Regions from separate parts of the Homo sapiens genome. Here region 2 is linked to region 1. The links are chromatin contacts, found by Hi-C or POLR2A ChIA-PET in ENCODE. All regions are on one chromosome and are shown on one strand. Each heading gives the region's core, a stretch centred on a gene start or an enhancer-like site at or near the end of the contact. The rest is flanking DNA. Distances are from core to core; before and after follow the strand shown. Region 1 has its middle 27 kb from the start of MIR4425. Region 2 holds the start of SYF2 (SYF2 pre-mRNA splicing factor).

What was found. A loop is a pair of places that touch in the nucleus more often than their neighbours do. ChIA-PET counts read pairs that join two places held with the same protein, here RNA polymerase II (POLR2A). Pooled maps may share reads with other maps.
Region 2: POLR2A ChIA-PET joins it to region 1 with 15 read pairs in BJ. The contact joins the promoter of SYF2 here to the enhancer-like site in region 1. A Hi-C loop is called at or near these places in 1 of 50 pooled maps. POLR2A ChIA-PET finds 5 or more read pairs at or near these places in 5 of 52 experiments (A549, BJ, Panc1 and 2 more).

What each region holds. Positions count from the first base shown.
Region 1 is chr1:24,992,452-24,999,774 of GRCh38, reverse strand. No RefSeq gene overlaps it. Among named protein-coding and RNA genes, the nearest start is that of MIR4425, 27 kb to the left of the region's middle. RefSeq lists an enhancer at 1,822-2,051. Within about 2 kb of position 2,039, at least 4 of the 41 ENCODE cell types and tissues checked have a DNase peak (open chromatin) inside an H3K27ac peak, as active enhancers do.
Region 2 is chr1:25,227,870-25,234,542 of GRCh38, reverse strand. SYF2 (SYF2 pre-mRNA splicing factor) reads left to right here and starts at 2,041. Exons shown (of 7, transcript NM_015484.5): 1 at 2,041-2,099; 2 at 2,332-2,439; 3 at 5,420-5,545; 4 at 6,308-6,425. The coding sequence starts at 2,076. It overlaps LOC124903881 (a long non-coding RNA gene), which reads right to left and starts at 1,954. Exons shown (of 2, transcript XR_007065555.1): 1 at 1,864-1,954. RefSeq lists enhancers at 1,584-1,833, 1,018-1,931, 2,074-2,223, 5,815-6,673.

The DNA of each region.
Region 1 (7,323 bases), core at 790-3,289:
TGGAAGGGCTGGTCGGAGACAGTTCCCTGGAGGTGCTTGGTCTGTGAGCCTTAGGAAGGTTGGCCAGGCTTAGAAGAGGGGAAAGGAGTGGCCACCAGGAGAAAGGCCTGTAGGAGGAGGAAGCCTAGTGAGCATCCGTGTCACGGGAATAATCGCCACTGGGCTTGCTCAGGGCTGACCTGGGCCTGGCATGGTGCTGAGCCGTCAGCACACAGACTCTCACGCAGCCTGTGACAGTGCTGTGGGGAAGGTAACGATGGTCTCATTTTACAGAGGAAGAAGCTAGCGTGACCAACGATCCTTGTTGCCCTGGACTGTCCCAGTTTTAGTACTGAAGGTCCCATGTCCCAGGAAACCCTTCAGTCCCAGGCTAACTGGGACAACTGGTCAGCGTAGAACAGTTTCTGAGCTTCACCACTACTGACGTTTAGGACCAGACAATTTTTTGTTGTAGGAGGTTGCCCTGGGCACTGTTGGATGTTAGCAGCATTCCTGGCTACTACCCACCAGGTGCCATTGCACGCCCCGAGTTGTGACAACCGAAAATGTCTCCAGACATTGACAAATGTTCCCCTAAGAGACAAAATCACCTAGGGTTGAGAACCATTGCCCTGAAGGAAGCTGAGGCTGAGAGATGAAGACACTTGCCCAAGGCCACACAGATGTAAATATCAAGGCTGGGACTGCTGGACTTCCCACGGAGCCAGGTGGCTGCTCCCGGCGTGGGCAGTCAGGGCATCCAGACAGCAACCCTCGCTCTGCCTCCGATGCACCATGTATCCTAGGCAAGCCATGCTCCGACTCTAGGCCCCAATTTCTTCATCTCTACAGCGTGAGCTTAGATTTGACAAACTCTGAGGCCCCTTGTGTTTCACTGTTCTGCCTTCCCAGGGACTAGGGCAGGGTCAGCCCAGCTGGTATGGGTGGGGAGGTAGGGTGTGGCACAGACCAGAGGCAGGGAAGTTAGAGGGCTGGGCAGGGGGAAGGGAGGGTGCTGGGCTGCAAGTGCCACCATCACGTCTGCCCACAGGGCACACCTTGTCTGAGCACAGGCAGGTTCTGAGCTGCCCACAGTGGGTCCCTTCAAAGGAGCAACAGAAAGGGGCTGAGCAGAGGGAATAAGAATACAGGGGATGGCGTGGCGACACCGCCCTCCAGGAAGCCTCAGCCTGTCTCTGTGGCCATCCCCATCTCTCCTTCCTTTGACCCTTGTCTGCAGGTCTTTGCACTTAATGAATGCTCAAGAAATAGTTTTTTGAGGCCGGGCGCGGTGGCTCACGCCTGTAATCCCAGCACTGTGGAAGGCTGAGGCGGGTGGATCATGAGGTCAGGAGATCGAGACCATCCTGGCTAACAAGGTGAAACCCCGTCTCTACTAAAAATACAAAAAATTAGCCGGGCGCAGTGGCGGGCGCCTGTAGTCCCAGCTACTCGGGAGGCTGAGGCAGGAGAATGGCGTGAACCTGGGAAGCGGAGCTTGCAGTGAGCCGAGATTGCGCCACTGCAGTCCGCAGTCCGGCCTGGGCGACAGAGCGAGACTCCGTCTCAAAAAAAAAAAAAAAAAAAAAAAAAAGAAATAGTTTTTTGAATAAATGAATGAATGAATGAATGTCCACCCAGATCCCGCCACAGCTGTGCAGAAACCAAGCTCTCAGACACTCTTGACTCTCCCAGGCCTGTAGTTGAACCATCACCCCCACCTCTGCTCCTGCCTCCCCACAGCCCTTCCTCCTCTCAAGCCCCTGCTGGGCCTGGCACATCGGCCATGCCAGGGCTGCCGTAGGGGAGGGGATATTCCCCCTAATGCAGGGTCAGTATCTCTAGTATCTCTCCCCTCGGCAGAGAGCAGCTGGCACCTAAGCTGGGGGATGCCTGGCAAGGCCTGCCTGGCTCCTGTGGGGAGACTCGGAGCCCCCAAGCTCCCTCCTCTCCCGCCCCCCACACTGTGGTTTGCTCACAGAGGAAGCAGCAGCTGGGCCCGAACACAAGGCCTAGAGACGTGCTTGCTGGGGCCGTGTGGAAAGTTACAGCCGCCACCACTGAGGTCTTTGAAGACCAAACTGTTTGTGTTCCCCACAGCTATTTGTGGCCACCGCGCCCACCCCCTACCTCCCGCTCTGACTTAGAGCTGGAGACTGAGCAGAGTTCAGAGGGCTGCGGCCATCCCTCCGCCAACCCGGAACCCAGCCAGGCCATAACCCAGCCCACCAAGCCGGCCTACCCCAACAGACAAGCCAACCAACCCAATCTGTCTAAGCCAGTCCAGTTCTAGAAACCCAAGTGACCTATCTCATCCCACTAGCTCTACCCAACTAACCCTGCCCAAGCCAACCCAAATCAGTCACCCAAGCAACAAACCCAACCCAAGGAATGGGCTCAACCCATCTAACCAAACCTAACCGCCCACCCCAACCCAAGGAGCCCTGCCCCACTACCTATCCAGCCTAATCAACTGATTAGCCCAACTCAACTGAACCAGCCCAATTGGCCAATCCAACTCAACTCAGCAGCCTAACACAACTAACTTGCTGAATGCAACTAACCAGACAACTCCAGTTAAACCAGCCCAAACCAACCCAACTGAACTAACCCAAACAAAGCCAACCCCAAAACCCAGTTCAACTAGGCCAAACCAACTCAATTTACCCAGCTCAAACCAACCTGGCTCTCTCAGTCCAAATAACCCAACCCAATTCAACCACACAGGTCATTTCACCTAACCAGGACAACCCAACTAATCCAGCCCCACTCTACTAACAAGCCCAATCTAACTAGCTCAGTTTAATCCAGTTGAACCCAGATAACTCTGCCTAACCATCCTGGGTGGTTGGGCCTAACTCAACTTAAATCCACCACATTTAAGATAAATCCTCCTAATCCAGCTCACTCCTTTTAACCCAACCCAGTCCCAAACAAACTACCCCCGCTCTCCCTACAAAGGGCACCCCAGCAGGTTCCAACACCCATACTATTGTTGTGCTGCTACCTTTCTTTATTAAAGAGCCCCTGGGGAAAGATGGGGACAACTCTGCCCCTGCCCTCAGGGACCCCACAGTCTCTCAGAGTTTGGGAGAGGACGCCAGCCTCCATGGAGCAAACCCTCCCTTGTGGGGGTCACCTGGAATCTGAGCCAGGCCTGCAGCGGGAGTGGCTGTAGCCAGTGCTGTGGGAGCTCTAAAGGGGGCACACCTGGTCCCATGGCTGACATGACACGTGTGCGGGTCTTGAAGCATTATTTTGACCAAGGGAAAAGGATGGGAAAGCACTGTAGGCAGAGGGAAGGACAGGTACTGGGCCTGCAGGTGGGGAAGCCCTGGGCCCACTTGACAACAGGAACAGTGTGCTGGGGCTGGAAGCTGGAGGCCCAGGAAGGACCACTAGGAGGAGGCTGGGGGGCCTCGAATGTTACCTGAAGGACTGGATCTCCGTGTCTTGGGCACCGGGGAACCAGGAATTTTGCTGAGCAGGGCAGGAGCTGATCAGACATGTGCTTTTGATGGCTCATCTTAAAGGAGAGAGTGGAACAGGGGAGAGAAGGGCCAGCCTGGGCCAGGAGGCCAGGCAGCAGGTGAGACACAGGAGGAGGGCCAAGAAGGGAGGAGCAGCATGGAGGGGGGAAGATGGGGGGAGCAGAGAGACAGAGAGGAGGGAATGTGAGAATATCAGCCTGGAAGGGCCTTTCTACCCTTCCTAGCTCAGGGTGCCCCTTTGCAGATGGAGACACTGAGGGCCAAAGATCAGGGTATGCCCAGAGCTTAGGACCCAGCGCAGAACTCCAGCCCAGTGTTCCTTCCTGAAGCAAATACTGGAGCCCAGCTCCAGGGGCCATTGTACGGCCCCTGTCTGTGGGCCCAGCAAATGAGGTCTCCTCCTGGTGGACAGCCCTGCCCCCACAGAGAAGGCCAAAGATGCAGGGCCCCTTTCCTGGCCCCGTGGGGAGCTGCAGCCTCCTTGGGAGACAGGCAGGCCCTGGGGATGTGTGTGGGATGGGGTGGGCATATCATGAGGTCTTTGGAAAAGAGCTTTGCCAGGAGAGGGTAGATGTGTGTGGGAAGGGGCAGTAATTGACACTGGGATGTCAGGGGCTAGGGTGTGAAATGGGCCCCCCAAGAGCCATGCCTACCCCATGAGCCATCACTTGGGGGATGGGGGCGCAACATGCCCAGACAGGAGGAAATATTGTCACCATCACCCTTCAGGGCAGAGCTGGACTGTCCTTACTGACCATTGGTCTGACCTCATCCTTTGACACCTGGGGACAGAGACTTTCCCTAGTCTACCCAGCAGATCAATGTCCGAGGAGGGGCTAGAACCAGATTGATGACCCAGCCCAGGGATGTCAGGCCTGTACCACCAGGCCATGCATCAGGTTCAGAGTCCAGGGCTGGAGGGGGACAGCCATGAGCTGAAGCACGGAGCATCTCGGTGCGCCCTGAGCCGGGAAGGGGCCCCTGGCCCGGGCCTCTTCCCAGCATGCTCTGCAGCCCCACCTTGCCAGCTGACTCTCAAAGGAAGCCCAGTCTGATCTGCCCTGGCCTGTGTTTCTAAAACTCAAGGGGAACTATTTCCTGGCTCCAAACCCTCTGCCCCCATCTGCTGGGCTGGGTCTCATTGATTTCAGATTGGGAAGAAAACAACTGCTTTCCCTGTGCTGACAGTGCAGATCAATAGAAACAGCTCTGCCCCTTGCCAGACAGCCTTGTGTGGCTGGTGGGCAGTGGATCTATACCAACCCAGGACCTCTAGATCCTGCCCACCCAGACTGCCTGCTTACCCCATTAGAGGAGCGAGGCCAGGAGATAGGCAGCCTGCTGGTTCTAAGTGCGAGTCGCCAGAGGAGGGGTCACAGTTTGGAGGGGGGAGGAATGGACACCTTGGGGTCAGGGGTGGGGGGCGGAGGGTTGCTAAGAGCCCACGCACTCCCAGAAGGTGCAAAAAGCTTGGAGCACCAGAACCCATCTCTCCATAACTGGGAAAACTGAGGCTCAGAGAGGACCATTGACCTGCCCAGGGTCTCATGTGAGTGAGCTCAGAGCTGGGATTCCCATTGTGCTTCCTTAAGACCAGAGCCAACCAGGAAGCTGGGGAGTGGGGCCAAGGCCAGCACCCTTACCACCCTTGCTCAGTGAGGACACCCCATCCCTGCTAGGAGGGGTGGGATGGTCAGCAGTTCAAGAGCATAGACAGTGAAGCAGACGGCTGGGTTCCAATTGCAGCACTTACTGGCCCTGTGAACTTTTGGTGCCTCCGTTTTCCTGCCTGTGAGATGGGAGTAAGCATTTATCTCAGATGTGATCAGAGAGACGCAGTGAGGCTTCCATGTTGGGGCCATGATGACTCCCCAGCATCCACGCTTAACAACGGTCTGTTGAGTAAATGGAAGGGCTTCCTCAAGTTCACGGTGAGTCAGTGGCAGAACCAGGAGCTGGAATCAGGCTTCTTGACTCCTGTTTCCTCATCTATATCATGGGGAGAGCAATGCTGCGAAGGGTCCACAGTCATGCACAAGCTCATCTGCAACAGCACCCAGCATGCGACCCACGCTCAAGGAAGGCCAGGCTCCCCTCGGTCCAGCTTGGGTCATATGTCCCTTCACAAACCAATCAACCAATCACCTTGACCAAGGGGTGGGAAGCCGCAGTGTCCCATCTGGGTTAGGTGCCACCCGGAGATGGGGCTGCAGCAGGTCCCAGAGCCCCAGGGACTTGACCTCCAGGCCCTGATGCCCACAGAGGGACAAAGCCCTGTGCATCCCCCACCTGTGGAATTCGAGCCTGGGACAAGAAAGTACATAATCCCTGCCATGGTTTCTAAGCACTGCCTAGGGATGCCCACGCCCAGATGCTCACTATCAAGCGGGGACTGTTCTAGCCCATGTCACCGGTGAGAACACCAGGGCAGCATAGGAGGTTAAAACGCCTTAATCATGATGTCTTGGAGCAAAATGTATGGCAAGTGTCCCCATCAGAGGCCTCCTTGAATTTAACTGAGAATTATTACATGTTCTCCTGCTGAATGGCTATTAGAATCGTTTGAATAACTGATAATAATAATAGCTGACATTGATTAAGCACTTACTATGTGCTAGGCATTGTCCTAAGCACGTTTCATCTATTAACTCATTTAATTCGTGCAATACTCCTATGTGGTAGGTCCTATTATAAACTCTGTCTTATAGATTAGGAAACTAAGGCACAAATAGGTTAACTCATCTAAGACCCCACAGCTAATGATTGGAAGTTTCCATCAAGAGAAATTCAATTCATCACGGTTTTGCCATATAATGGGAGAAGACCTCAGTTAGCATTTATAGGGAACGCTTCCCTTTCTTCTGCCTCTCCACCCGCTCCCTGCTGGTCTAAGGTTATCTCAATACTGCCTACTTACCAGGCGTTCTGCTAGGTGTGTTATCTACATGTAGTCCCCCTGGCAAGACCCCCAAGTCGGCTTCATCATCCCCATTTCACAGATGAGGAAACTGAGGCTCACAGAGGCACAGTGACTTGCCCCAGCTAATACCCACAGCAGGAGGAGGTGGAGCAGGGCCTGGACTTAGGGGCTGGGAGGGGGGTGGGGGACCTCTGGCCCTGCGGTGAGGACCTGGATAAATGGGGCGCGACTGTGGTGTGTGGTAGAACATTCTGTGCCCGTCCCAGCTCTCTCCCCAGCACACGTCTGGAAAACTCATCCCCAGGGAGGGCAGGAGTGGCCTGGGCATCCCGGAGGGCTGCACTGCCGGAGACTGGATTCCAGGTGACCTTGGCATCGGCTCCTTTAGGACCACAGCCTGACCCTTGTTTTGCTCAGAAAGCCCACACACCATTTCACACAGGAAATTCAACCTGGCCTTCTCACGTCCTGTTCTCAAGAAGAGAGGAAAAAAACCTGTAAATTCAGTCTCTGTGTTGTTTTTTAAACAGACTTTGAAATGTTTCCTGAGAGGGAGGAAGAGTTCACGAAAAGAAACGATAGAGAAACCTGCAGATAGAAATGGGAGGGAAAACACAGCACGAGGATGAAGAACCAGAAGAAGGAGAGACCTAGCAGAGAGGGCATCTAAGATGGAGACCTGGTGCAGGGAAGCTTCGGAAGTAGCCGAGAAGTTGCTGCAGAGGCAGAGGGACGGGGAGCCAGCAAGATACAGAGCAGCACAGGAACGCTTGAGGCTGGTGGAGGTCCCCACCCCACCTCCATCCCCGGCACCTCCCTCTGTCCAGCAGCAGCAACATCGCAGCAACATCATCCAGTCCTTCCACCCCCCACCTCTTCCAGGACGGTGGGAAGAAGCCTCGCTATGGGGTCAGACAGACTATCAGTGGCGTG
Region 2 (6,673 bases), core at 792-3,291, 230 kb before region 1:
TCCTGAGTAGCTGGGACTACAGGCGCTCGCCACCACGCCCGGCTAATTTTTTGTATTTTTAGTAGAGATGGGGTTTCACCGTGTTAGCCAGGATGGTCTTGATCTCCTGACCTCGTGATCTGCCCGCCTCGGCCTCCCAAAGTACTGAGATTACAGGCATGAGCCACTGCACCTGGCCTACTTTTTCATTTCTGTATCTAACTAGTAGTTGTTAGTGCAGAAAAAAATAATTTTCATATATTCCTCTTATATCCAGCACCTTACTTATCTTAGTAACTTTAGCACTGTTAGTAATTCTGGCATTGCCTCTCTGCTGAGCATGTAAGAGTAAACAAGATGGGTGGACTCTGCTGTTCTCCAGTAATAACGCTGATGAGAAAAATAGAAAATCAACAGACAAAAATAAAACTTATGCAATTGGAGAGAATTAAAATAGTGTCAAATGACAGTACTAAAAGTGAGACAGGGTAGTCAGGGAAGACCTGCTTCTATTTTTAAAAATTTATTTTTATGGCCAGGCACAGTGGCTCATGCCTGTAATCCCGGCACTTTGGGAGGCTGAGGTGGGCAGATCATGAGGTCAGGAGTTCGAGACCAGCCTGGCCAACATGGTGAAACCCTATCTCTACTAAAAATACAAAAATTAGCTGGGCATGGTGGCAGGCACCCGTAATCCCAGCTACTCGGGAAGCTGAGGCAGGAGAATCGTCTGAACCCGGGAGCCGGACGTTGCAGTAAGCCGAGATCGGTGCCACTGCACTCCAGCCTGGGTGATAGTGCAAGACTCTGTCTCAAAACAAAAAAACAAAAAAAAATTACTTTTATTTTTTAATTTAGAGACTGATTCTTACTTTGTTGTCCAGGCTGGTCTTGAACTCCTGGGCTCAAGCAATCCTCCCGCCTCCGCCCCGCAATGTGCTGGGATTGCAGCCATGAACCACCACACCAGGCCAAGGGCAAGACCTGCTTCTTGGAGAAAGTGACAACACCTTAAGCTCTAAATGGAAAGAACTTTCCACTCATGGGAATGAATGGCACTGCAGGTTTTTCCTGCTTACTGCAGACAAAACCAATTCACTGAAAAGTGCTACTGCAGTATACAGTTGTATTAACCTGAGGCTGGCCTCAGGGAAGAAGGGTTACCACTCAAGTAAGTTTTCCTGAAGGGTCAGCTCAGAGGTTAGGGTATTTCATAGTTTGGTGTGGGCAGGGCACTAGGGAATGGATGCTGCTGATTGGTTGGAGATGCAATCACAGGGGTGTGGACTACACTCCTCAACAGCTGAGTCCGCCTCTTGGGGGAGGAGTGGGACAGAAGAAGCGGTTGGGTCATGGGTCACGAGTCTGGGTGGGGTCAGTTAGTTGCCAGAATGCGAAAGTCTGAAAAATGCCTCAAAAGACCAATCTTAGGTGCTACGATAACGTTATCTACAGGAATAATTGGGGAAGTTACACATCCGATGTCCTCCGAAACAATGGCTGGTTATCGTTTACTACATTTTAGCAGAATTCTCCCCTCATAATCCTAACCTCCCGGTCTTTCATTAGTTTTATAAAGGCAGTTTCAGCCCCCAAACAAGGAGGGGCCCTGTTTAAGGAAGGGACTATGATCATCCTTGCTTAAAAGTTAAACTATAAATTCTCCCATGGTTAGCTTGGTTTATGCCCAGGAATGAGCGAAGACAGCCGGCCTGCGAGGCTAGAAGCAAGATGGAGTGAGCCATGTTAGATTTCTCTCACTGTCTTTGCAAAGGCGGTTTCCAGGAACAGCGTGCAGAATAGGGGGCTATCAGGCTCCTTTTGGTCATTTCTTCCTAGCCGTCCGATTCTGAGCTCTTCCCAACCCTTTTCTTGGCGACTTACCTCCCGCTGTCCTGGCCCACGCTACTTTTCGCGGCTGCGCAAGACCCTACGCAATCCAAAATATTTCATAGCTAAAAGGGTCCCAACTTCCGGAGACCTCCCGGAAGGGGCGGGGCTTATGGTAGCCCATTCGTACGTATCGGCCCGTTTGTCTGAAGGTTGACGGAAGTGCTCTATCTTGTTGCCGGAAGTGGGAAGAGAGAAAGGTTGTGATGGCGGCTATAGCTGCATCCGAGGTGAGTTCCACCCACCGTACACCGGGGGTTTTGTTGGTGAGGGTTCCGGGGAGCGGCCTGGAGAGAGGTGGAGGCGAAGTCTAGTTTCGCTTCAGGGAGGCTCAGACACTGTGGGGTCAAGTCGGCGGTGGAGGCCCTAGGCCCAGCCTGTGGGGACCGGCGGGGACTCGGCCTGGGCAGTCCTGGGAGAAGCTGAGCCGGCTCTGCCTGAAGCCAGTTCTCCTTGTCGCAGGTGCTGGTGGACAGCGCGGAGGAGGGGTCCCTCGCTGCGGCGGCGGAGCTGGCCGCTCAGAAGCGCGAACAGAGACTGCGCAAATTCCGGGAGCTGCACCTGATGCGGGTGAGTAGTCTTGGAGGCCGGCTTAGATCCGTCATCTGGCCAAGCCTGTGCGCTTTTGTAGAGGGGACGAGGAAGCCACACCACTGCGTCTGACAGACCAACAGAGCAGGATCATCTGAGAGGAAAGCTCTGTTCGGTGGTACTCAACCCTGGCAGCACATTGGGATCATTCTGAGAACATTTGAAAATATAACTGTTCACTCCAGCCCCTCTCCCACCCACATCCAATTTAATGTATCTGGGTTAGGTTTGGGAGTCTCCATTACTAACAACCTCCCTGCTCCGTGATTCCAACAAATTCTTCATTTTACCTAGGGAAATATGTAGAGCTAGAGACAGGAAGAAACTTGTCTAGTGTCAGTAAGAGACCTGGTTCACTTTAAAAAATAATAATCTTCTGTCAGAATCTGTTTGAGTGAAAAGAAAATAATCATCTGTTTTTGGGACTTCTGGGGGAAAAGAATAAAAAGAAAATAAAAAAAATGGCAAACTTTTGAAAGTCTACAGTGTGGTAGTTCAGCCAGTTGATAGGGAATCTGATGTTTAAGTGCCCTGGAGGTGCAGAGGAGGAGAGAGGAATGCAGTTTGTGGGTCTCCAGGGGGTGCCTCATGTAGTAGGTGACACCTAAACTACTGTTTGAAAGCCAGACAACTAAAGGAGTTAGAGAAAGAGATATCCAAGCAAAGGGAACAAATTCAAAGAAAGAGAATTTGTATTAGGGATAAGAGTCCAGCAAATAGCTTGCTGCAGTTGGAGCAGAGAAAGAGAAAAGCAGCCCCTGTTTCACCATGGAGTGACCTGACAGCTAGGCCATGGTTTCACAAAATCCCAAAATCACTCTGACTGTTGTAGTGAGACAAAACAAAGAAGACTTTTCAAATTACAAGAATGACCACATATTTCTTTCTTCTGACTAACACCAGTGACTGTTATTAACAAATACAGCATTAGTCTCACTCCGTTACTTCTGCCTCCTATATAAAAATGTAAGATACTGGGCCGGGTGCGGTGGCTCACGCCTGTAATCCCAGCACTTTGGGAGGCCGAGGAGGGCGGATCACAAGGTCAGGAGATCAAGACCATCCTGGCTAACACGGTGAAACCCCGTCTCTACTAAAAATAGAAAAAATTAGCCGGGCGTGCTGGCGGGCTACACGGGAGGCTGAGGCAGGAGAATGGCATGAGCCCGAGAGTCGGAGCTTACAGTGAGTCGAGATCACACCACTGCACTCCAGCCTGGGCGACAGAGCGAGACTCCATCTCAAAAAAAAAAAAAAAAAAAATCTAAGATACCTAATTGTAGAAAGCCCCTGCTTTCTGACAGTACCCAATCCACATCCTTAACCCTCCCCTCAGTCACCTGATACAAACCCAAATCCTGGAACAAGCCCTTCCTAACACCCTGTCACTCAAATGCCCACGGTTCCCCGTGGTTTGCTCTCTTCTGTGCAACAGACTCAACTTTGTTGACCGTAGGTATGTTCTTGGCGTCTTTAATTGCAGGGCTTTTCCAGGGCCAAGAATATACTAGGGATGGTAGTTGGGAGGAGTATCTCTCTTTGCCGAGGGAAAGTTAATCTAATAAACAATTAAAAAGACATGCTTAAATATTTAGAGTGATTGTGTAAGGAACACATGTCTGGAAATTAGGAGGCGGGGCTTCCTGGACAAACTGCCACCAGCTTATGACCTAAGGAATGTCTAACTCAAGTTTTCCTTAAGACGATACACTCATTTTGCTTTATGCAATTAAGTTTATTTAAAAATAGACTCTTCTCCCTGCTACCCCAGCTCCAAAAAAAAAAAAAGACTCTTCAATGATACTTCAAATGGAAAATTCCTTTCATTTTTCATTTGTCAATGCAAACTGTGAAAATATTTAAAAGGAGGGGAACTTGGAAAGCATTAGAGGCATTAAGATAGGTTTTAAATCCTCTAACCCAAATTGAGGCTTTTTTCTTGAATTAGGATTAAAAGATAATTGAGGCCTGGTGTGGTGGCACATGCCTGTAATCCCAGCACTTTGGGAGGTCCAGGCGGGCAGATCACTTGAGGCCAGGAGTTTGAGACCAGCCTGGCCAAACTGCAAAACCACGTTTCTACCAAAAATACAAAAAAATAAGCCAGGCATTGTGGCACACGCTTGTAACCCCAGCTACTCGGGAGGCTGAGGCATGAGAATTGTTTGAACCCCAGAGGCGAAAGTTGAAATGAGCTGAGATGGCTCCACTGTACTCCAGCTTGGGTGACAGAGTGAGACTCTGTCTCAAAAAAAAAAAAGAAAGAGTGTCTTTCACATCATGTGACGTAATTTTTTTTTTTTTTTTTGAGATGGAGTCTCGCTCTGTCACCCAGGCTGTAGTGCAGTAGTGCAATCTCAGCTGACTGCAACCTCTGCCTCCTGGGTTCAAGTGAATCTCCTGCCTCAGCCTCCCGAGTAGCTAGGATTACAGGTGTGCACCACCATGCCTCGCTAATTTTTGTATTTTTAGTAGAGACGGGGTTTCACCATGTTGGCCAGCCTGGTCTTGAACTTCTGACCTCAGGTGATCCACCTGCCTCAGCCTCCCAAAGTGCTAGGATTACAAGCGTGATCCACTGCACCTGGCCAATTTAATAGTAATGCCAAATAAAGTCTACTTAAGTGCCACTATAGTATGGTCTCCAATACTGCAAAACCTTGTTCTGATCCAATAAAAAGGGACCACACAACTCAATAGAGGCAAAGCTGATTTTAACCTCCAGGGCTCTGGAACAGCAAACCAGTGCAACTCAACACATTTTTCTTGACTGCATAAAAACGTAGACCCTATTAGGCTATTCCCTGGCTTAAAATCCTGTGATGGCTCTCTATTGCTTTTAGGATAAAATGGGGTCAGCTTATTAATATGTCCTGCCTGACCCTCCTCAAAGAAGGCAAGGTGTATCTGGATTTATTTTCATGTTTTAGCTGACAGACTTCTTGTGTTACGGTTTTAGAATGAAGCTCGTAAATTAAATCACCAGGAAGTTGTGGAAGAAGATAAAAGACTAAAATTACCTGCAAATTGGGAAGCCAAAAAAGCTCGTTTGGAGTGGGAACTAAAGGAAGAGGAAAAGAAAAAGGTTAGGAACTATTCTATCTTCATAAGTGATTTAGTCAATCATTCTGTTGTATCAAGACACTACAACATGGTGGTTGTATACACTGGCTCTTAGGCCAAGCTGCCAGAATTGAAATTCTGGCTCTGCTCAGTACCAACTGCAACACGTTGGGTGAGTTTATTTAACTTCTCTGTACCTCTGTTTTCTCATCAATAAAACAGGGACTGTAACAATAATTATTTGAGTTCATTATGAATTAAGTGAGTTAATGCATGTAAAACATTTAAAACAAGGTCTGACACCTGATAAACACTCAATAAGTATCATGTGCTCACTTATATACCATAGTATATTCCCAAATTTCCTTTAAATGCTATTAAAGTGGCCGGGTGCAGTGGCTCATGCCTGTAATCCCAGCACTTTTGGGAGGCCGAGGCTGGCAGATCATTTGAGGTCAGGAATTTGAGACCAGCATGGCCAACATGGTGAAACCCCATCTCTACTAAAAATACAAAAATTAGCCGGGCATGGTGGCATGTGCCTGTAGTCCCAGCTACTTGGGAGGCTAAGAGATGAGAATCCCTTGAACCTGGGAGGTGGAGGTTGCAGTGAGCTGAGATCGCGCCACTGCACTCCAGCCTGCGTGACAGAGTGAGTGAAACTCCAACTAAAAAAATACTATTAAAGTATTGGTTGATATTTATTGGATCTTTCTTGATGTAAAGTAGATCAAATTATTGCATGTATCATAATTGTAGGTGTCAGCTTTTTTCTTCTTTTTAGGAATGTGCGGCAAGAGGAGAAGACTATGAGAAAGTGAAGTTGCTGGAGATCAGTGCAGAAGATGCAGAAAGATGGGAGAGGAAAAAGAAGAGGAAAAACCCTGATCTGGGATTTTCAGGTCAGATTGACCTTTATTGAACCTTATTGACTGGGCTGTTAGTCATTTCCTTCATTGTTTCTGGTTTCAAGAAAGGATGTGCCTCTTGTGCTTCGTGGGATATTCTTGATGAGGCTTAAGACCAAGAAAAGTACAAATATGTCTCTTAGGAGAGAAGTTAAAAAAAAAGGCTGTACTTCAGTTAGCCAGGTTTTTAAATACTTGATGATAAAATTTATCAAAGTCTGTTTGTCAGCATCTTCAGGATA